Regions from separate parts of the Homo sapiens genome. Here region 1 is linked to region 2. Evidence: chromatin loops called from intact Hi-C (ENCODE). Cell type or tissue: Caco-2. All regions are shown on one strand. Links, peaks and the distances in the headings refer to the core of each region. The heading gives the core; the rest is flanking DNA.

Region 1 (8,000 bases), core at 1-8,000, 54 kb after region 2:
CCTGGGCAACATAGTGAGACCCCATCTCTACAAAAAAATGCAAAAATTAGCCATGCATGATGATGCACTCCTATAGTCCCAGCTACTCGAGAGGCTGAGGCAGGAGGGTTGCTTGAGCCTGGGAAGTTGAGGCTGCACTGAGCCGAGATCGCAGCACCGCACTCCAGCTGGGGTGACAGAGTGAGATCCTGTTTCAAAAATAATTGATTAATTTAAATTTAAATTATAAATAAAAACTGTCAGACCTGTCAAGGCTTAGAGGGAATGACAATCATGCCAGGAAAGGGGAGGCTGATCGCTGGCTCCCTGTAAGCACCAGGCTTGTGTGAGGAACATTCCAGACACAGCTTCATTCTGGGGGTGATGTTATCATCCAGTTTTACAGTTGAGGAAAGCAGGGCTCAGAGAGATGAAGCAACTCATCCAAGTCACACAGCCGGCAGGTGGCACAGGTGTTCCCACCTTTGGGCCTTGTCAAGACCTCAGACATCTCTGAAGGAGGCTTTCCAACGAACAAAGGGTTTCTCACTCTGCCAGTAGGAATCCAACTCAGGTGGGGGTGGAGGTAGTTGGGTGGTGGACACAGACATGCTTCTCCGCAATCCAGAATCTTTTTTTTTCCTTTTTATTTCATATATTAAAAAAAATAAAATAAATAGGCTGAGCGCAGTGGTTCATACCTGGAATCCCAGCACTTTGGGAGGCCGAGGCGGAAAGATCGCTGGAGCTCAAGAGTTCAAGACCAGCCAGAGCAACACAGTGAGACCCCATATCTATTTTCTTTTTCGTTTGTTTCAATAGAGATGAAGTCTATGTTGCCCAGGCTGGTCTCCAACTCCTGGGCTCATGCGATCCTCCCACCTAGGACTCCCAAAATGCTGGGATTATAGGCGTGAGTCACTGTGCTGGGCCTCAAGATCTCTTTGAACAGTAGCACTCTTTGAACACTTCTCAGAGTGTAGTTTTTTGGTGAAAACAGAGTTTGCAATGGGTTCTACGCCTACTGGGGTATTAAATCAAAGTGAAGGACATTTGGGGGCACAGAGGACCCTGTGGCTGGAGTCTCGGAAAGCAGCGCCACCTCCCACAGAACTTCCCTTCCAGCATCACAGGCTCGCTGGGTCCAGCAGCCCCCACCAGGGTCTGACTCATGGTGGAGGGGTCTCATGCCTTCTCCAACTCTTGCCTCCCCACTCTGGACCAGCACAGGCCCCCGGGACTAGAGCAGAGACCAACAGGGACCCTGAAGGCTGAAGCCCATGTCATCGGCCCCAAAGGACTTGCTTTGTCCTTTAAAGGCAAATCCTGCCCAGGAAGTGAGACGGAGTGAACACAAAAAGAGCAAACAGCTCTCAGGAAACCTCCCTACATATCCGCCGCCATCTACCATGCAGGGCTGGCAGTGGGCAGGGCTCCGCTGCTCCGTCCAGGCCTCAGATGCCCCAGCCTTTCCCCCGCCTGGGTCGGGAGGGAGTGGTAAAGAGTTGCCTTTTTGGAGAATCTAGGTAGGGAAAAGAGATTCCCAAAGCTTGAAAATAAATTGAAACAGATCTGCCAGATCCACAATTCATCTTTGGCTTCTTAAGGTCACAAGCAGTCTCGGGGACTATTTCCATTCCACCTTCCTCTAGCTCTTAGCTGGCTTTTCACATATGCTAATGAGCGGCCCCTCCCAGCACACTGTGTTCAGCACCAGTTGCCTGCTTCACGAGAACTAGTCCCAGCCCACAGTCACGGATGCCCCTCGCCTAGGTCTGACCCGCCGTTTGCCTTTCTAGCGTTGGCACTCAACTGCTTGGACCCTACAAGCGTTTGCCTCCCTGGCATGGGGGCCTCTGAATCTTAGGGTGGGAGGTGGAGCTACGGAAGGGAGCCCAGGAGTGAGCAACAGATCAGCAGCAGCACTGCGCCCCTCTTCTTAATATTGAAGAGACTTGAAACAATTCAGTCTTCGCCACCCCAGACCAGCCCGTGAGGGCAAGGCCAGGAAGGGATACAGGGTTCTAGAGAACCAGGGCCTCACCGCCAGCTCCGGCCGCTAAGCAAACATTCCCTCCAGGAGTCCGAGAAGCCGGTGTGCGAGGGGAGGAACCAGCCTGAGGTTTATCGCTCCAGCAACTCCGGGTGATTCATAGAGTTTAGACTCCCGGTTGTCGTAGACCGCGGCAGGCACGCAAACAAGCAGCCCGGGAGATACCCTCCCCTTTCCCAGCCCCCGCTCCTCCACCTTGCTACCCCCTAGCCCGTGACCAGCTGCCTCCCCTCCCCCTCGCGGGCGCTCAGGGTTGAGCAAACACTCCGGGCCGCCCGCCCCGCCACCAGCTGGCTCCGACCGGCGCACCGCTGGCGATCCCCCAGGCAATTCGGCGTCATGAGAACCGGCACCCCGAGACTCGGCGCCCTGCCCTCCCTCCGCGTCTCCAGGGCCCTGGCCAGGCCCAACAACCTCTCCCTCCTCTGTGCGCCTCAGCCCCTACGGGCCTCTGGCGCGGGCTAACTAGGCCTCGCTGCGGGCCCCCAGGACTGCGCACCCCACCCCCCGCGAGGCCAGCAGCCCCGGGGGAAGGCGGCCGGAAAATCTCTTGTTTATCGGGCTGGATAAGTACCAGCCTGGATTCGCTTCCCAATTTCTGCGGTCCAGCTTCAGCAGATTCCTGGGGCCGGAGGGGAAAGGGTGGCAACCCACAGATCCACCCCGGAACAGGGAGTGGGGGGTGGGGCTGGTGGGAACCTGACCTCCTGGAAAGGACGGACTCGGAGTCAGAGCCAACGTGTCCCGGAGCGCAGAGGCCCAGGGGGTCGCGCTAAACACTGTACCTCGGGGAACAAAACCGTGAAGGCTAATTAGGACAAGTCGGAGCAGGGAACGGGGACGCCGGGAGGGGAGAGCGCGCTCCGAGTTGGGCAGAACCTGGAACGGTCACAGGAAACCCGGGCGCGGGGTAGTCGGGCCGAGGGGGACCTTTGCCCACGGTCCAGAGTGGTCTGGACTCGGCCCACGCGTGAGAGGAGCGCTTGGTGACGATCCCACGTACGCTTGGTGACTGGTGGAGGTCCCAGAGAAGGACCGTGCGTGCAAAAGGCGAACCTCGGTGTGCGGTGTGTCCACGTGTGCAAGCTGGGGAGGGGAGGGGGCGCAGAAGGCGTGACAAAGACGGACTCTGTCTTGAGTGTGCGCCTCGCTCCGGCCCGCTCCCAGCGAACTGTGCCTGAAGTGTGTCTCACGGGAGGGCCAGGACGAAGGTGACAAAGGCTAGGTGTCCCCCACGGAGACGCGCCAAGGTAGCCCCGCGCGTGTCCGTAGGCGCGCTCTCTGGAAGACGCGGTGGGGGGTGCGCAGGGCTGCACCCTCACACCAATTGCCCCGGCGAAGGCCGAGCCCAGAAAGTGAGTGCGCGTGAGTGTGCGCGCGCCCGCATGCGGGGGCGTGGCAGTCAACAGCAACAACCCACACGCCGGCAGGGCCAGAAACTCCCATCTCCCTCACCAGCCGGAAAGTACGAGTCGGCTCAGCCTGGAGGTGAGTCGGGGCGGGGAGGGCCGGGCAGGCTTTGTTCCTGTGTAAACGGAGCGCACGTACCTGGAGCGCGGCGGGCGCCCGATTAGCGCCCTGAATGGAGGTGATGTAACGGTGATGCAGGCTCCAGCCCACCCTCGCCGAAAGCAAGGAGCCCTGCCTGGGGACAGGCCCGCGCGAGAGCGAGCAACCCAGCGCGCCTGGCTCAGCCTCGGTCCCAGGGAGAGGCAGGCCCTGCGTCCCGGCCCGGGCCCCGCCATCCCAGCCAGGACCGGGCCTGGCCCAGCGCCCCGCGCCGCGTCCCTCCCACCCCCGCCCGCCCCCCGCCTGGGGCTGGAGTTGGCCCCAAACGCTGCGCTGGAGCGGGGCCGGCGGCGAGTCCCAGGTAAGGGCTGCTGCCTTCCCGCTCCGCCGCCCGGAAGAGTCGGGTCGGGACGGCGGGGAGTGGGCGAGGGCAGAGGCGGGGGGACTGGACATCCTGCGGGCTGGGGACGCCGCGCCAACTCCGCTCGGTCGCTGAAAGTTTTCAAACCCGAGCCGGCTGGGGACTGGGGGGGTGGGGGAGCCCGGCGCTGCGGCTCGGGCTGGAGGGAGGGGAAACCACTCCATAATCGGGGTCTCCAAGAGGAGCCCCTCCACCGCCTGCCTCTCGGTGGGAGTCCGCGGTCACTCTCTCTCGTGGGTGGCGTCCTCTCTGCCGCCTGCTACTGTGGATGTGGAGGGCAGGTTTCTGTGGCCCTAAAAATGGGAGAGAGTGACTGGTTCCCTTGCTCCCCATTCCAGCCACCCAGGGAGCGCAGGTGTAGACCCCAGTACCGTCGACCCAAGTAGGGACGAGAGGGTTCAGAATCCCCCTGAGGGAAGTTTGGAAATTCAGACTATCAAAGCGCCTCCCCTTCTGGTAGCCTGGCCCCTAGATCCCGAACCCCCACTCCCGGCTGGCTTTTCCAGCGTCCTTTGCACCTCCATCCCCAGGCCCGCAGTGTTACACGCTGGAAGACCCAATCACTTACAAACTCCACGATCAAGATCCTAAAGCCCGGGAGAGGAGACTGTTGGAAGTAGGGTTTTGTGCTCCTGGAGCTTCCTCTCCCCGCCGGCCCCCCACCCCTGTGCCTTCAACTGGACTGGGGGAGGGAGTGCATTGGGGGGTGGGGCGCATTCCAGAGTGACATTCCAGAGCAGACCCTTGAAGATTTCCAAGTCTCAGAGAGCTCAGGGCATTTTGGCCCAAATGCCTGGTCTTGGTGCGGGGCAGGGGCAGGGGGATAGGGGTGGGGTGTCTAGGCTGAGGTTCGAGGAACCCCAACCCACCCCCCACCAACCTACACACTGAGGCCGCTCCTTCCAGGCACAGGCGTCTCCTGTGCGCCTTCTTATCGATGGGGTAAACGCCTGAGCGCCCTGCACAGAGGGGTGAGACAGTGGGACCTAACCAGGGACTGGGAGAGACCGATAGGAGTGGAGGCAGGAAGGCTGTCAGTCGGGCCATCGTCTTTCCCTATAGGCTCTTGAGTGTGTGGGATGGGAGGAAGGCAAGTGCTCTGTGGTATCCCTGGGGGAACCTCCCTGAAGAGTGCCCTGGTCACAGCACCCTTGAAGACAGCCATTGGCCATGGGTCAGTGTTGAGTTTGGTTGGCCCTGTGACGCGCTGGAGCTCTCTTTCCAGTGCGGTATCCTTGGCCCTGGTGGGTGGAGGGGGTCTCAGGCTTGTGTGTGGATGATGCTGGAGCGAGGAAGGGAGTTTTGCTCTGGAGAAGTGAGAAGGCCTGGCTGTCTCCCCGGTTGCTGGATGAAGCCACTTGTTGCTGGGGGAAACCAGTCAGGGCTGCTTGGGCCTCTGGGCCTCTGAGCCTCTGAGCCCACCAGGCCTCTGCGCCCCCTGGAGAGAGAAGGAGGGAGGAGGGAGGTTCAGCAACTGGACTGCACTGACTCACAGGAGAGCTGGGGGCAGGGTGGCTGAGCCTGGGGAAAGGCCGATTTCGGAGGCGATTAAAAATATTTGTACAACTGATTCCAGGGAAGTGAAGCAAAAGGCCCTTTTGTCCAGAAAATAATCTGAGGCTGGAGCTGGGCTTCAGCTGTGGGGTGGGGGAGACTCAGGGCGGAAGGAGGTTCCCCTCCTACCCCCCTCCTTGAACCCTCTGAGAATCTTTAAGCAGAAGATGCAACTCCAACATGGAGGGGACAACCCTGGGTGTGGAGAAATGCACCTGGGACCATCCAGAGGTGACTTCCAAATGCCCACTGTGTTCAGGCACAGCACCAGCTGTGGCAGTGGATTCTAGAAGTCTTGTTCACCAGCTTCAAAGACCTTACAGCCCTGGAGGGGAGACACGGACATGATTTGAACGTTCAGGGATCAGAAGGCTCAGTCTTAGTGCAGGGTCTGGGGACCCACAGGAGGCAGAAGTTTCCTCCAGGGTCCTGAGGAAAAGCCTCTGACCAGAGCTGAGTCCATCTTGTCAGTCCCTTAGCCACCATCTTAAAAGGTGGCATTGGGCCGGGAACGGTGGCTCACACTTGTAATCCCAGCACTTTGAGAGGCTGAGGTAGGTGGATCACCTTAGGTCAGGAGTTTGAGACCAGCCTGGCCAACATAGTGAAACCCTGTCTCTACTAAAAATACAAAAATTAGTTGGGCATGGTGGTGGGCACCTGTAATCCCAGCTACTCGGGAGGCTGAGGCAGGAGAATTGCTTGAACCTGGGAGTTGGAGGTTGCAGTGAGCCGAGATCATGCCATTGCACTCCAGTCTGGGCAACAAGAGTGAAGCTTCGTCTCAAGAAAAAAAAAAAGGCTGGGCGCAGTGGCTCACGCCTGTAATCCCAGCACTTTGGGAGGCCGAAGCGGGCGGATCACGAGGTCAGGAGATTGAGACCATCCTAGCTAACACGGTGAAACCCCGTCTCTACTAAAAATAGAAAAAATTAGCCGGGCGTGGTGGCGGGCGCCTGTAGTCCCAGCTACTCGGGAGGCTGAGGCAGGAGAATGGCATGAACCTGGGAGGCGGAGCTTGCAGTGAGCCGAGATCACGCCACTGCGCTCCAGCCTGGGCGACAGAGCGAGACTCCGTCTCAAAAAAAGAAAAAAAAAAGGCATTGGCTGAATGTGCACTCCCGGCATCAGAGGGCTGGAGCTGTGCTCTTCTGAGCTTCTCTTTAACTCTCTGAGGGTCCCTGTCCTAGGCAGTGGATGAGAGCCACGCCCAGAAAGCCCAGGTTTCCCACCTGAGTCCATGTATTTCTGTCTTCCCACCTGCCCTTCCATTTCTGGGGGAACCAGAGAAATAAGATATTTCAGGATGGGACCAGGTTGTTTCCTCTGAGGCTGTTAAGTTACTCAGCAACTTACTAAAAGCAGCAGCCTGGCTGCTGGGCAGCAGCATGGTACCTGGATGCGGTGAGGGGCAGGTACAGGCTCCTCTCTCATTCCTTGAAAGTTTCTATATTGAGGGGGTTGGCAGGAGAAGCAAGACTTGAAGGGTCAGGTGCAGAAGGAAGTTGCTGGTCACCAACCACAAAATCAGGGGGAAACTGGAGGTGGGGGCTTAGGGACAGAGAGCTGTGAAGCTTTCCTGACCCTAGCCCAAGTGCCTGTGGGCTTCTTGGAGCCAGCAGGGTACAGGCAAGTATTTCTAGGGCAAGATGGATCAAGAAGAATGAGTGACATTGGTCCCTGGCTTGGTTTTCTGTAATGACATGCCTGTTAGATTTGAACTTGTAGTATGGGCTTTAGTATCCTTTTCCCCCACCTCCGCCATCCAACCAGTCCTTCGATTGTTTTTTGGAAAGGATCTTTCAGAGCTGGCCATTATGGCTTTACCTTTGGCCTTGACCTTTAAACTGGAATGAATGTGCCCCCCAACAAATCGATTGCCTGTGCATTTTTGCCAGACTCTTTTCCTAAAAGCGCAACCCTGGCTATGCCCCCATGATGCTAAAAGCAGCCTTCAGTGGCTGCCTGTTGCCTTTAGGATAATGCCCCCAGCCCCACCCCTGTAGCATTTCCAATGTGTCAGCCAGCAGCTGCAGCCTCCCTTTGCAGACTCAGCTGATACTTGGCAAACTGAATTCTTTTTTAACTTGCTCTGGACTTGGGCTCAAAGGGCTTTGATTCACACCATCTTTTCTGCCTTGCACGTCCCTCTCCTTGTTCCCTTCACCTGCTCAGTCCTTCCTCACATTCTTCAGGGCTTAGCTTTTGGGTGTCCCTGTCTCTTGGCAGTGTCTGGGACCTGGTATGTTTTTTTATTAGATTCTGAGTAAAACTCTGCGGAACAGTCTTTCTCTACTCTGCCTGTTTCTCTTCTGTGTTCCTGTAGCCCCTGTCTCTCTCCTGCAGGTAAATTCCGTTGTGTGGCCCTTAATCATATTCTTCCTTGTGTAATTTTTGTGAGTACCTACCTTATCTCTCTTGATAGATTTTAAATGCCATCAAGTCAGGGACTACGTTTGTTCATGTTTGTATTTTCCACAGCTC
Region 2 (15,377 bases), core at 4,466-12,465:
CAGAGAGGTCCCCGTGTGTGGCTGGCGTCATCCCTGTCATCTACTACAGTGTCCTGCTGGGCTTGGGGCTGCCTGGTGAGTGGGGAGCTGGGGTCTGGGGACTTGGGCTTGGCCAGAAATGGGGATCCTCCTTCAATGGGTGCCAGTCCTCTGTGTTTGACCCCTGAGGCCCTGGATCATAGACCCCTGGTCTTTCCTTGCCATTGTCAGGGTGTTCTGGGTCACTGGAGGGGAATACAAGTAAGGGGCTAGGATTGGGGGTGCTCACAGCTAAACCCAAGTTTTCCCCAGCAGTGAGCGCACTCTTAGGATAACAAAATTCACATAGGAACTGGCTCAGCTCAGTACAAAGCTCCCCGTGCTGCCCATGCCTTCAGAGAGCAGAGCTTGGGGCAGAGGTGGGTGTGTGGATATGGGAAGGACGGGTGGTCTCGGCCCTGGGGATTTCCCCAAGTCTGATAGCTAAACCCATGCCTGTGTCTAGGGACGCCTCCATTCTGGAGGACACAGAAAACCTAAAAAGGACTTGGAGGACAATGCCATAGGACAGGTAGCTTTTTTTTTTTTTTTGAGATGGAGTCTCACTCTGTCACCCAGGCTGGAGTGCAGTGGCATGATCTCGGCTCATTGCAGCCTCCACTTCCCAGGTTCAAGCAATTCTCCTGCCTCAGCCTCCCAAGTAGCTGGGATTACAGGCATGCACCACCGTGCCTGGCTAATTTGTATATTTTTTTAACAGAGACGGGGTTTCTCCATGTTGGTCAGGCTGGTCTTGAACTCCTGACCTCAGGTGATCTGCTCGCCTTGGCCTCCCAAAGTGCTGGATTACAGGCGTGAGCCACCACACCTGGCCAGGACAGGTGGCTGCTGAGGACCCTTCCATGTGCACTTACCTGTGCATAACCGGGGTACAGCCAGTGGCCTGCAGTGGATGGACAGGGCAGAGCTGGCCTGGGTGGCCTTCTGGGCAAAGTGGGGTTTCAGAAGGATCTGGAAGGAGAAAAAAGAGAAGCCAGCGCAGCCTCTGCACATGCAGATGGGGAGGTGCGATGGCGACACCTTGGAAAGCAGAGTCTGAGCTCTCTTCTGATGCCTCTCCCCTCCCTCACCTCGGCTGCCCTCAGTCAGCCTCCTGACCGCAGTGGCCCTGGCGCGCCTTGCCACCAGGACCAGGAGGCCCTCCTACTACTACCTTCTGGCGCTCACAGCCTCGGATATCATCATCCAGGTGGTCATCGTGTTCGCGGGCTTCCTCCTGCAGGGAGCAGTGCTGGCCCGCCAGGTGCCCCAGGCTGTGGTGCGCACGGCCAACATCCTGGAGTTTGCTGCCAACCACGCCTCAGTCTGGATCGCCATCCTGCTCACGGTTGACCGCTACACTGCCCTGTGCCACCCCCTGCACCATCGGGCCGCCTCGTCCCCAGGCCGGACCCGCCGGGCCATTGCTGCTGTCCTGAGTGCTGCCCTGTTGACCGGCATCCCCTTCTACTGGTGGCTGGACATGTGGAGAGACACCGACTCACCCAGAACACTGGACGAGGTCCTCAAGTGGGCTCACTGTCTCACTGTCTATTTCATCCCTTGTGGCGTGTTCCTGGTCACCAACTCGGCCATCATCCACCGGCTACGGAGGAGGGGCCGGAGTGGGCTGCAGCCCCGGGTGGGCAAGAGCACAGCCATCCTCCTGGGCATCACCACACTGTTCACCCTCCTGTGGGCGCCCCGGGTCTTCGTCATGCTCTACCACATGTACGTGGCCCCTGTCCACCGGGACTGGAGGGTCCACCTGGCCTTGGATGTGGCCAATATGGTGGCCATGCTCCACACGGCAGCCAACTTCGGCCTCTACTGCTTTGTCAGCAAGACTTTCCGGGCCACTGTCCGACAGGTCATCCACGATGCCTACCTGCCCTGCACTTTGGCATCACAGCCAGAGGGCATGGCGGCGAAGCCTGTGATGGAGCCTCCGGGACTCCCCACAGGGGCAGAAGTGTAGAGGAGGGGGCCCAGCTAGGGAGCTCAGGGTGGCTCATGGCCACATGTACTGGGGCCTTTGAGGTTGTACCCAAAACACGTTTATCAACAGCTTGCTTTCCTTGGGTGGGGGTGGAGGCTCCTCCTTTGGGTGTGGCTCCCAGGTAGAGAGGAGGACAACTTAGCCAGCTCTTATGTTTGCTTCACCAGCAATCCCTATTTCCTGGGAAGATGAAAGGGCACTGCCAGGCACAGGCTAATAGCATCAGTGCTGTGGGCATTCCTTTGCGGGGGGCATTTTGCCTGGCTCATCGTGAATGCCAGATTAATGTTGGTTGAATGGATAGAAAAACGGACAGATGGAGGCCGGGTGCGGTGGCTCACGCCTGTAATCCCAGCACGTTGGGAGGCTGAGGCAGGCGGATCACGAGGTCAGGAGATCGAGACCACAGTGAAACCCTGTCTCTACTAAAAATACAAAAAATTAGCTGGACGCAGTGGCGGGCGCCTGTAGTCCCAGCTACTCGGGAGGCTGAGGCAGGAGAATGGCGTGAACCCGGAAGGCGGAGCTTGCGGTGAGCCGAGATCCCGCCACTGCACTCCAGCCTGGGCGACAGAGTGAGACTCCGTCTCAAAAAAACAAAAACAAAAACAAAAACAAAAAAGGACAGATGGATGGATGGATGGATAGATGGATGGATGGATGGATGGATGGATGTGAATTGTCTCCAGCCCACCCCCCTTTCCTGGTGCCTGCTTCTCATTCCCTGAATGGATCACCTCTCCAGCTCCTAGTGGCAATGCCAGAGTTTGAAAAGGAAGATATCTTCAGGACTTAAGGCATTTCTTAGGCTGGAGGAAACAAAGAAATTGAGCTGAGCAATGGGAGGGGGCTGCTTGGGGGATAAAAGCCCCCAGGGCCAGTCAGAAAGGGGTGATCTTAAATCAGATGTGAGGAGCCCAGGCCTGTGTCTGTCCAGCCACAGGAGACACAGCCCCTTAGGTCTCAAACACCCTGGTTGGATTCCACATTACTCCCTGCCCTAAACCAGTACAGGTTCATGGGCCCAGAACCAGCACTGGGGCTATAGTTTTTGTTGTTGCCAATGAGGAGAAAGAAAATGGTCTCTTAACCCAGGGTACTAGGAGAACAGGAAAGGAGGACCTAGCTGGAGATGACCCTGAGCTTCTGCTGAGCCCCCCGAGCTCACGCCCCTTGGGGAAAGGTCTTTTCCTCCACCACTGGGAGGCGGGAGTTGGCAGAGTCCATCAGAGCCATGAGGAGCTCTGCTCCCCACCCTCAGCCTCTCCAGGGAGGCTCTCCAGGGCCCCTCTCTCCTCTCAGCACCACCATCCCGGAGAGGCAGCTGGGAGAGATCAGCAGATGGAACTCCCAGCTGCTCCAGGCTGTGGGTAAACACATTAGCAGCTGAGCTAGGACCACTTTCTGCTTCCTGGTCAGGCTGAGCTGACCTTTGTCCTGAATGGGAGGTTCAGACCTGCCCCCACCCTCTTAGTGGGATGACATCAGTCAAAGAGCTGTTTGTGCACCCAGCACACAGTCAATGCAGAATCAATGCTTGGCTTTCCACTTTGCCTCTCTGCTTCTCCCCAGAGCAGGGATGTCCAGACAGGGAGGTTCAGCTAACCCAGAAAGAGGATAATGTGGGTCTCCAATGCATTTGCCATGATTCTCAACTCCAAAAAACTCTGAAAACCAAAACATGTTTCCGAAATGTGCCACAAACACGTTTAGCGGCACAGCGTGACCCGGTGTGAGGTGATTTCTGGTCCCGAAGTTGTCCTGTGATTGTGAGTCCTGCCAGCCCCACCAGGGACTGTTAGTGGAGTGATCATGTACTGCTGTCCACACCCCACGGAATCGTGATCGAACGCGCACCACTACATGCACACAGCACCTTCCTCTGCTCTGACGTATTCTGAATTCCAAGACATGTGGTGCCGAGTTCAGAGAAAGGACTGAAGACCTGTAAGCCCAACACTTCTGCTCCGGGGTGGTCTACACTGACCCTGAGCAGGTGTTAAGGATGGAGGACCCCCTCACCCGCCCACACCTCCATGTGCACACACAGATGTATCCCCAGGCAGGGTTGATGCACCTGCGCTTTATTCTTTGCTTAAGGAGGAGGGGGATGCAAATGCAGGTACCCGGGGAGGGAGAAGGTCCACCGGAGGACCAGATAATGTCGGCCCCAGCCCAGCCTGAGCCTGCCCTACAGAAGCGGGCACGGGAAGAAAGCACAAAGTTCCATGGATGAAGAACTAAATGGAACAACCTGCAGGGACCCTGCAGGAGAGAACCCAGTATCAGGGAAGAGCATCTGTGTCTCCATGGATGGCAACAGCAGCTGGGTCTAGGCCAGAGGCAGGATGCCTTCCTCAGCTGGCTGGGGGGCTGTCTTTCAGGAGGCCAGCTGCAATATTAGCTCAACTGTCTCTGAGCACCAGTGAAACCAGGAACTTCCAGAAACTGTTGGGGAGGCTCTTTCAAGACACAGTTTTGTTTTGTTTTGTTTTGTTTTGTTGACATGGAGTCTCGCTCTGTTGCCCAGTCGCTCAGGCTGGAGTGCAGTGGTGTGATCTCAGCTCACTGCAACCTCCGCCTCCTGGGTTCAAGTGACTTTCCTGCCTCAGCCTCCCAAGTAGCTGGGACTACAAGCGCACACCACCACATCCAGCTAATTTTTTTATTTTTAGTAGAGACGGGGTTCCACCATGTTGGCCAGGCTGGTTGAAACAATTTTGCATTGAGCCACCATAACCCCAGTGTTAATATTGCTATAACCTCACTTGTACCGACAGGCTGGGGCAGTCAGTGACTTTTTCAAACAACCCTGCATATGGAGTATTGTAACTGTTTTACAAACTTAGGAAATTGAGGCACAGAGAGATTAAATGGTATGCCCCTAGCCCAAAGCTGGTCAAGAGCAGCACTGACACTCAAACCCAAGTCTCCTGGTTCCTGGTCCATTGTCTGTTCCACCCCACACCTTGCAGGTGCTCTCAGATGTAGAAGATTAGAGGCAGACCGCTCTCGGGGATCTTTTGCATTGCTTAGAACTTTCTAGTGCTGGACTTATCAGATTTGAGAACCAGTATCACATTTTCCTAATAAAATGCATTAGGTGGTCAGGTGTGGTGGCTCACGCCTGTAATCCCAGCACTTTGGGAGGCAGAGGTGGGCGGATCACTTCGGGTCAGGAGTTCGAGACCAGCCTGGCCAACATGGTGAAACCCCATCTCTACTAACAAATACAAAAACTAGCTGGGCGTGGTGGTGGACACCTGTAATTCCAAGTTCTCAGAGGCTGAGGCAGGAGAATCGCTTGAACCCAGGAGACGGAGGTTGCAGCGAGCTGAGATCGCGCCATAGAAACACCATGGAACTCCAACCTGGGCAACAAGAGTGAAACTTCGACTCAAAAAAAAAAGAGAAAAAACACATTAGGTAACAGTTTCTTTTTAGCATTTGTGTAACCTTTAATAAAATAAAGTGATAATCACCTTGGTAAGCATGTCACTGAAATGTAAATGAAAAGTATTATTAAATCTGCCAAACTGGCTTCTAGAGGAGAGAAAGACTTAAATGGTTTCAGTTTCTCCTTCTTCCCTTCTCCCTCCATAGCCTACCCACTCATCTGCTGAAATATCTTAGCTAAAGAAAATCCTTTTTGAAATTCTGAGTTTCTTTCCTAACAATTCCCACCACAGGTTTGATGTGCTGTTTGATCTTACGGTCTATCATTTGTCCTTTGTTAATATCTGAGGATGGTTATTGCTCACATGTCTTTCATTTCTTCCCAAGGGTATATATGATTTTTGCTGTTTGGAAGTTGGTTGACAAATTGTTTTCTGGACTCTATTAGTTTTCAAGGGCTGCATTAAAAAAATACCGCAGACTGGGTGGCTTAAACAACATATGAGTTTTTGTTTGTTTGTTTGTTTGTTTTTGAGATGGAGTCTTACTCTGTCGCCCAGGCTGGAGTGCAGTGGCACAATCTCGGCTCGCTGCAACCTCCACCTCCTGGGTTCAAGTGATCCTGCTGCCTCAGCTTCCCAAGTAGCTAGGACTACAGGCATGCATTACCACGTCTGGCTAATTTTTGTATTTTCAGTAGAGACAGGGTTTCGCATGTTGGCCAGGCTGGTCTCGAACTCCTGACCTCAAGTGATTCACCTGCTTCAGCCTCCCAAAGTGCTGGGATTATAGGCGTGAGCCACCCTGCCTGGCCAGAAATGTGTTTTCTTACAGTTCTGGAGGCTGGAAGTTCAAAACAATGTATTGACCAAATGTAGTGGCTCACACCTATAATCCCAGCACTTTTGAAGGCTGAGGCAGGGGGATCACTTGAGCCCAGGAGTTCAAGACCAGGCTAAACAGCATAGGAAGACCCTGTCTCTACCAAAAATACAAAAACAGCTGGATGTAGTGGAGGATCACCTGAGCCTAGGAGGTCGAGGCTGCAGTGAGCCAAGACCACGCCACTGCACCCCAGCCTGGATGACAGAGTAAAGGGCGACCTTGTCTGAAAAGGAAAAGAAGAAGGTGTTAGCAGCTTGGGTTTCTTCTGAGGCCTCTCTCCTTGCCCTGCAGAAGGTCACCTTCTCCCTGTGTCCCCAGTACCTCAAAATGGGACGGCATTTGAAGATAGGGCCTTGAAAGAGGTGATGAAGTTCAAACGAGGCTGTTACGATGGGCTCTCATCCAACCTGGGGAAGGTCTTCAACATATGAATTTGGGTTGGGGGAAACTATGGGTATTTTAAGGACAAATGTTCCTTGGCTGTGGATCCAGGCTTTAATAAAAGTCACTTTTCTCTTGGCTGTATACGAACTATCCCCACCTTTCTCTTCTCCTTGGCTGGCGTAACAGGACTCAAAGCCAGTCTCGTATCTTTAAACATGATCTCTCCTTTCTTCCTGGAAGATCTTGAAGTTTTTGAAGATTCACCCTTGTTGAACAGGTACCTGGAGGTGGGCCTTTTAATTTCCACACTGAGAGTATCTTTTCATTCAGAAAAGGTTATTTTCTTTCTCGTTCGTTTCCTTCCTTCCTTCCTTTCCTCCCTCCCTCCCTCCCTCCTTCCTTCCTTCCTCTCTTTCTTTCTTTCTGAGTGGGGGTTGCACCATGTTGCCCAGGCTGCTCCTGAATTTCTGGGCTCAAGTGATGTGTCTGCCTCGGCCTCCCAAAGTGCTGGAATTACAGGCCTCTTTTCCTTTTAGGAAACAGGGTCTCGCTCTGCCACCCAGGCTGGAGTGCAGTGGCACGACCACGGCTCACTGCAGCCTCAACCTCCCAGGCTCAAGCAATTCTCTGGCCTCAGCCTCCCAAGTAGCTGGGACCACAGGCATGCACCACCATGCCTCGCTAATTTTTTGTTTGTTTGTTTGTAGAGACGAGGTCTCCCTATGTTGCCCATGCTGGTCTCCAACTCCTAAGCTCAGGCGATCCTCCTGCATCAGCCTCCCAAAGTGCTGGGATTACAGGTGTGAGCCACGGCACTGGCCTTCTTGACTTTCTTAATCACAATTGGGTTTCGGGCCCCCTTTTCCCTCGGCCACTCTTATGTGCTCTCTGGCGGGGTGTCCTGCTGCCACTGGCACCTTTCCTGGCTTCCTCATTGCTCAGACCTCAAACAGCTCTTTCCCTCTGTGTTGGGTTTCCCAGTCGCTCCGGTTTGCAGTGCTATCACTGCACACTCCCCCTTAGCAGCACGTTTCTTTCTTTTTTCTTTTTTTTATGAGATGGAGTCTTGCTCTGTCGCCAAGGCTGGAGTGCAGTGGCGCGATCTCGATCTCAGCTCACTGCAACCTCCGCCTCCTGGGTTCAAGCTATTCTCCTGCCTCAGCCTCCCGAGTAGCTGGGATTACAGGTGCGTGCCAGCACACCCAGCTGATTGTTGTATTTTTAGTAGAGACAGGGGTTTCACTGTGTTGGCCAGGCTGGTCTCGAACTCCCGACCTCAGGTGATCTGCCCGCCTCGGCCTCCCAAAGTGCTGGGATTACAGGCGTGAGCCACCGCGCCCGGCCTGAGCAGCACATTTCTTTTTGTCTCTGGAATGGATATCAACGCAACCAGGTTGCTTCCGGGGCATGGTCTCAGGCCCCACCACACACGCAGCCTCTGCCCCTCTCTCTGACTCCCATGCTCACTTTGGTCCTCCCCCATGAGTGCTCTGCTCCTCTTCCCCTTCCCCTCTTTTTTTCAGTCCGAAAGAGGAGGCATGCTGGCTGGATAAAAGGGAGCCACATCTGTCGCTTCTGCTCTGGGATCTTTCATGGGAGCTCCAGTCCACAGACATGAGTGTCCCTCGATTCTGACAAGGTGACAAGGCTCCCTTCCTGTCACCATGCCCGGGCCGAGGAGGTGGCTTTACCAGTGGTGGGGTGGGTGACATGATGGGGACGGGGAGACAAGCTTCCAGAGGGATCGTGCAGAATCCATTCAGCACCCTGGCCCAGAAAGCAAGACCATATTTTCCAAATTAAGCATTTAGCCAGCTGGGCACAGTGGTTCAGGCCTATAACCCTAGCACTTTGGAGGCAAGGCAGGAGAATGACTTGAGACCAGGTGTTCGAGAGCAGCCTGGGCAACGTGGCGAAACCCTGTCTCCACCAAAAATAAAAATAAAAAAAATTTAGCCGGGCATGGTGGTGGGCACCTGTAATCCCAGCTGCTCAGGAGGCTAAGGTGGAAGGATCACTTGAGCCCAGGAGTTTGAGGCTGCAGCGAGCTGAGATCACACCACTGCACTCCAGCCTGGACGACAGAGCCAGACACTGTCTCAAAAAAAAAAGAAAACATTGAGCACTTTGGTTGGCCAGATTACAGAGGTGCTGGCTGGCAGGGACCAAGGGACAGCCCTTGGCATGGGGGTGTCTTGGAAATCTTGCTTCCCTGGCCTCCTTGTCGCTGGGGGTGGCCTGAGCTCCCTGGCGGGTTTTCTGCCCACCTCCTCCTTTTGCATGTCCCTGTCAGCTCAGACAGCAGGGGGCGCTGCAGGACTGGCTGGACGGTCGGGCCAGGGAGTGGGAGGGCGGGCCTTTAAGCCAAGGTTCAAAGGAAGATCGAGTTACTGCAAAGAAACTGCCTGCCCTGGGCCAGCAGCCAGCACCGAGTAGTTGGGTGGGAGGGCTTTGTACCCTCTGTCAGTCTCCTCCACCCTAAAGCCACGTCTGCCACGCTGGGGCTGGCCAGCCACGGGGCTGCAGGGCCCTGCAATTTTCTCAGATGACTTTGGTGGTTTCCTGTGCAGAGTGGTGTGAAGGGCCCTTTCATCGTTCATCGCCCTCCTCTCTCCACTCTCCTTCGCAGGGTCCTGCCAGCCCCTCCTGCTGGCCTCGGGTTCTGCTCACCTGCCTTCCCCACTCTGGGGAGCTTGGCCTGCCAGGCTGCGGAGCCTCAGGGCTTCAGTCAGCGTCTCTGGGATCCCAGGACCCCGTCCTCCCAGCCTGGCGTGAGGGGCCGAGTCCTCCCATCCCCCAGCTGAGCCTGGGCAGGACTTGGGTACCCCCACTTCCCACTGCTCCTTCCAGCCTGCCCTCTCTCCACGGTGCTGGAGGTGAAAGAGTTAATCACATCTGTGGCGGCTCCTTCCAGGACTCCTCCAAGATATATATTTAGCAGGCGGGGCGGGGTGGGGCGGGAGAGGCGTGCCAAGATGCCCTGGCACCGCAGCCCCTGCCTTACCACACCGCTCTTCGGAGGGAGGGGCAGGCAGGCAGTGCCACAGGAGCCGGGTAGGATGGAGGAAGGGACCCATCTAGATGGAGGGAAGGGGCAGGTACGGGAGTTGGCTTTAAGTGGCTTTAACCACAGCCTAGGGAAGGCTGCGGTCTCAGAGAGGACTTTGAGGCCCTGTGTGTGGGGTTGGGGGAGGAGCTTGCTCTGTATCCATGAAAGAAGGGCCCAGTGACTCTGTCTCCCAGGGATGTCGAAGGATTGTGGAAAAGGGCTGGAAACAGCTTAACGGTGAAGGTGATGGGGCAGGGCTGGCTAGAAGAGCTTCTACCACCTATTGAAATGGCTGGGACCCCTGACCAGGGAGCACCGTGGGAGCATAGCCCTGGCCAGTCCAGGTGACCACCCTCTCAGAGCTGTGCTTTCATTCTGGGACAGCAGCTCTGGTGTGGCCAGTGGAGACAAGGGCAGACAGGTTTTTCTATGTCCTCCTTAGAGATTATTTCCAAGGACTCTGCCCTCAGGGAGAGCAATGTATTCAGTAGGTAACCACTAGGCGGGACTGGTTGCTAAGGGCTGTATTTTGACTCTAAGTGGGGAAACCTGTGATTCACCTTATTCCAATTCCTCCAAGTACCTGGGACCTCTGGAGGTTCAGTTCACAAGGAAGACGTTTGGTTTGCTCGCTTGCTTTTTTAACGGGAGTGTCTGTACCCTTCCCTAGGTCCCAAGAATAACTCTGCAGATCTTGGCTTCCCAGCCTCAGGATTGTCCCCAGGGACCAGGACAAAGGGCTTGGTCCTATTGGCTTGTCTCCATGGCGCCTCCCTTCTTCTTCTTCCCAGGTGAATGGATCAGCTCAGTTAGACCCAAGAGAGCCTCATGCTTGTCCTAGACCTCATTTTCCCGACCCAGTGGCATTCCAGCCACACCTGCTGAGGCCTTGGGTACCTGCGCATCAGAGTAGCAGCTCCTCCAGCTGGCAGAGAAAGACTTGATTTGCCACAGTTAGCGCGGCCCACTGTGGAAGCAATCCAGGGTTCGCTCACCACCCAGCCATGCCAGCTGATGCTGTTTTGATTCCCCTAACCAGGGGCAGTCACTTTTCTAGAACTTTCTGTGTCATGAACCCTCAAGGGAGGCAGCTAATGCAACCCTTTCCCAAAGGGCCCTCTCCTAATACCTGCAAATTATAAGGACACTATTTGACTTGATATTATTTCTGGAGGAAAATAAAAGTCAATAAAGGCACATAAACTGCTCTGTGATTTGAGGCAAAATGAATACAAAAGCCAGGCCCTTCTGCCACACCCACTCACCACGTGATCTTAAGAGAGTCGTTTCTAATCTCAGAGTCTCAGTTATCTTGCCTGTAAAATGTGGAGGTTGAGCTACATTAAATCTATGGTCACTTCTCTTACCCAGCTTCGTCCAGGCACGGTGGTTCACGCCTGTAATCCCAGCACTTTGGGAGGCCTAGGCAAGCGGATCACTCAAGGTCAGGAGTTCAAGACCAGCCCGGTCAACATGGTGAAGCGCCATCTCTACTAAAAATACAAAAATTATCTGGGCGTGGTGGCGGGTGCCTGTAAGGGCAGGCGCTGAGGTGGGAGAATCGCTTGAACCCGTGAGGCAGAGGTTGCAGTGAGCCCCGATCTCGCCACTGCACTCCAGCCTGGGTGACAGAGGGAGACTCCGTCTTTAAAAAATAAATAAATAAAATAAAATAAATGCTACCAAACTTACAATTCCCCGTGAAGCACCTAAGCCTTAGTTCAGAGTAGAAGCAGGAGAAACAGAGCTCACTGATGGGAGGCACCTAACAGAATACAGACAGCCTGTGAGCATCTCCATGTGCCAGGCACTGGGCTCTGTGTTTTTTTGTCTGTTTTTCTTTATTTAGAGATGGGGTCTCGCTATATTGCCCAGGCTAGTCTTGAACTCCTGGCCCCAAGCAATCCTTCGGCTTCTGCCCCAAAAAGTGCTGGGATTACAGGCATAGGCCACCACACCCACCTCCCAGGCTCACTTTCTTTCTTTCTTTTTTTTTTTTTTTTTTTTGGAGATGGAGTTTTGCTCTTGTCACCCAAGTTGGAGTGCAATGGCACGATCTCGGCTCACTGCAACCTCCGCCTCCTGGGTTTAAGCGATTCTCCTGCCTCAGCCTCCCAAGTAGCTGGAATTACAGGTGCCCACCACCACGACTGGCTAATTTTTGTATTTTTAGTAGAGACGGGGTTTCACCACGTTGGCCAGGCTGGTCTTGAACTCCTGACCTCAGGTGATCCACCCGCCTTGGCCTCCCAAAGTGCTGGGATTACAGGCGTGAGCCAGCACACCCCGCCAGGCCTAGTTTCTTATATGCACTGTCTCATTCCATTCTCACAATAACCCTACGAGGCAGGAATTCTTGTTATTTCCATTTTATACATGGACATACTGAGGGCCAGAGAGTTTAAGCAATTTGACCAAAGAACACTAGTTAGTGGGGAAAACAGGATTTTAATCGGCCGGTTGCTCTCTGCCTTCTGTACATCTCGCCATTGTGTGCAAGGCATAGGGAGATGCTAGAGTTAGCAGAGCCTGGATCTAGAAGGCAGGTTCAAGGTGAAGTCAGTCAGTCTTTTGTGTGTCTCAGCACACAGGAGCACATACCCCTTAACTCTAATGCTGGGAGTTAGATAAAAACGATGAGTAGTTTGGTGTGGCCGGGACCTAGTGGGTAGAAAGGGGGTGATGGAAGATAACGTTGGAATGATGGGCTGGTACTGACACTGAAGGTCTTCATACAGCACACTGAGCTCCTGATGGTTCTTAAGGGTATGTTCTAGAAAGATCCTGCTGGTGGTATTAGGGAGGATGAACTGAAACATCAGGAGGCCGGAGACCCCTTAGGAGGCCAGAGGGATAGCCCAGGCGAGAGACAGGGAGGCCAGGGAGCAGCTGGAGGGCTACCAGAAGCCTCTGCAGGGTACACTGGGTTTGGAGGAGACCTGGGGGCAGAGGGAGGGAATGCTCACACCCTCTGTGGTCCCTGGAACACTTCTAGCAAGAAGGAGGATTGTGCAAGAGGCTTAGAGAGAGAAGCAGCAGCGCTCCACTCTGTCATGACATAATCCCCTAGGAGATTTGAGAATGGGGGCTTCAGCTACCCCTCCCCGTGAGCATCCTGTGTCCATGGGGGCTTAGCCCTGGGTCCAGAGTTTCAGAGGTATCCCTCTGGGCTCTGGACATGTACCCAGAGGTGGTCGGAAGGGAAGGGTGATTGAGATGGACAGAGAGGCACTGCCCTGGCCGGCCTGGTAGCCTGGCCCCACCCTCTGAGGCTCTTCTTGCTTGGGCCCCCTTGCCCCACTTCTTTCTTTCTTTTTTTTTTTTTTTTAAGACAGAATCTTGCTCTGTCTCCCAGACTGGAGTGCAGTGGCACAATCTCGGCTCACTGCAACCTCTGCTTCCTGGGTTCAAGCAATTCTCCTGCCTCAGCCTCCATGTAGCTGGGACTACAGGCGCCCACCACCACGCCCAGCTAATTTTTGTATTTTTAGTAGAGACAGGGTTTCGCCATGTTGGCCAGGCTGATCTCAAACTCCTGACCTCTGGTGATCCTCCCACCTTGGCCTCCCAAAGTGCTGGGATTACAGGCGTGAGCCACTGCACCTGGCCTATTTATTTATTTATTTATTTGAGGCTGAGTCTCGCTCTGTCGCCCAGGCTGGAGTGCTGTGGAGTGCTCCCTGCAACCTCCGCCTCCTGGGTTCAAGCGAATCTCCTGCCTCAGCCTCCCGAGTAGCTGGGACTACAGGTGCCCACCACCACACCTGGCTAATTTTTTCTATTTTTAGTAAAGATGGGATTTCACCATGTTAGCCAGGCTGGTCTCGAACTCCTGACCTCAAGTGATCTGCCCGCCTCGGCCTCTCAAAGTGCTAGAATTACAAGCATGAGCCACCGCGCCCAGACTCCCTTTGCCCTTCTTCTGATGCCAAGGGGCGCAGGGTCCTGTCCTTACAGGGCTCGAGTGGCTGCATGTGAGGAGGCTGCTCCACACCAGTGTCCACGCCAGAGCTCGGCTCAGTGGCCTGGAGGAAGCTCCCACGGTGATGTGGAGTCTCCAGCTGCTCTCCTGCCCGTGGACTTTCCACCTCATATTTCTGGAGTTCTGGACTCTCACCAGCTCTTCCACACTCCCTCACTCCTCTACTCCAACGTGGAAATAAACAGAGAACATGAATGAGAAGGCGCAAAGGCCATGATTCAGGGCTTGCTGGGTAACAAGGGGGCAGCCACCACCACCTGTGTTTGAGAGGGACTCAAAGGCGGGCGGGGTAGGGAAGCTCTCGGGTGGCGTAAGCCAAAAAGTATCTGTGACAGAACTCCATCGATTCAGAGGATTATTTGCCAAGGTCGAGGACGCGCCAGAGGAAGAGAAACACGAGTTGCAGTAGGATCTGTGGCCTGTGCTTTTTCCCAGGAGATTTGAGGACTTCAACATTTAAAGAGGGGGCTGGCCGCGGTGGCTCATGCCTATAATCCCAGCACTTTGGGAGGCTGAGGCAGGAGGATCACCTGAGGTCAGGAGTTTGAGACCCGGCTGGCCAACATGACGAAACTCCGTCTCTACTAAAAATACAAAAATTAGCTAGGCGTGGTGGCAGGCACCTGTAATCCCAGCTACTTGGGAGGCTGAGGCAGGAGAATCTCTTGAATCCAGGAGGCAGAGGTTGCAGTGAGCCGAGATCACGATACTGCACTCCAGCCTGGGCGACAAGAGCAAGACTCCGTCTCAAAAAAAAAAAAAAAATTTAAAGAGGGAAGAGCAGGAAGGAAGGGAAGGAAGAAAGGACAAAGGGAGGGAGAGCAGGCAGCAGGGGAAGGAAAAGGAAAAGGGAGGGAGAGCAGGCAATGAGGGAAGTTGTTATGTTCCTGTGAGGCTTTGATTAGTACTCACTGAATCCACATTTTACACAGGAAAAGAGGTGTGCTTAATAAATATATGTTTTACGTAAGATAAAGTAAGCATGTGAGATGACAGCTGGCTATTTGGGAACAAAAGGAAGGTAAGTTTTTGTTTGTTTTTGTGTGACTCAGCCAGGCATGGGGGCTCCCACCTGTTATCCCAGCACTTTGGGAGGCCGAGGCAGGGGGCTCACTTGAGCCTAAGAGTTCAAGACCAGCCTGGGCAACATGGCAAAACCCCATCCCTACAAAAAATACAAAAAATTAGCAGAGTGTGGTGGCATGCACCTGTAGTCCTACCTACTTGGGAGGCTTGAGGTGGGAGGATCACCTGAGCCGGGAGGTCAAGGATGCAGTGAGCTGTGATCGTGCCTCTGAATGCCAGCATGGGTGAGAATGAGACCCTGAAAAAAAAGAAGAAGAAGGAGAAGAAAGAAAAAAGAGAGAGAAGAAAGGAAAGAAAGAAAGAGAGAAAGAAAGGAAGAAAGAAGGAAAGAAGGAAAAGAAAGAAAGAAAGAAAGAAAGAAAGAAAGAAAGAAAGAAAGAAAGAAAGAGAGAAAGAGAGAAAGAAAAGAACAGAAAAAAAGGAAGAAGGAAAGGAGGGGAGGGGAGGGGAGGGGGAAAGGAAAGGGAAGCTTCAGGTTTACCTTGATGGAGGCTGTGGGCCTAGGAAGCTGGAAGCAGCTCACTAGAAGAGGACAGGGCATCCTATGGGATTGGTTAGAGGGGCATACTTGGCTTTAC

The links. Peaks named below come from ENCODE experiments on the same cell type or tissue, not always from the same donor. Only the 100,000 strongest peaks of a DNase experiment are listed, where the experiment ranks them.
Region 1: it touches region 2 in a loop (5-fold over the local background); 20 of 110 quality-filtered maps call a loop at or near these places.

The regions. Positions count from the first base shown.
Region 1 is chr17:74,428,622-74,436,621 of GRCh38, forward strand. GPRC5C (G protein-coupled receptor class C group 5 member C) reads left to right here and starts at 3,467. Exons shown (of 4, transcript NM_022036.4): 1 at 3,467-3,520. RefSeq lists a silencer at 2,340-2,479. In Caco-2, for the core only: no CTCF peak of the experiment used is centred there; DNase peaks (open chromatin) are centred at 2,120, 2,720 and 3,480; H3K4me3 peaks cover 4,006 bases.
Region 2 is chr17:74,370,605-74,385,981 of GRCh38, forward strand. LOC124904055 (a long non-coding RNA gene) reads left to right here and starts at 9,650. Exons shown (of 2, transcript XR_007065898.1): 1 at 9,650-9,736; 2 at 10,402-10,938. GPR142 (G protein-coupled receptor 142) reads left to right here. Exons shown (of 4, transcript NM_001331076.1): 3 at 1-75; 4 at 1,125-1,996. The coding sequence ends at 1,996. RefSeq lists a silencer at 8,912-9,011. In Caco-2, for the core only: CTCF peaks have their summits at 8,991 (motif pointing right), 10,231 and 10,434; DNase peaks (open chromatin) are centred at 9,017, 9,848 and 10,227.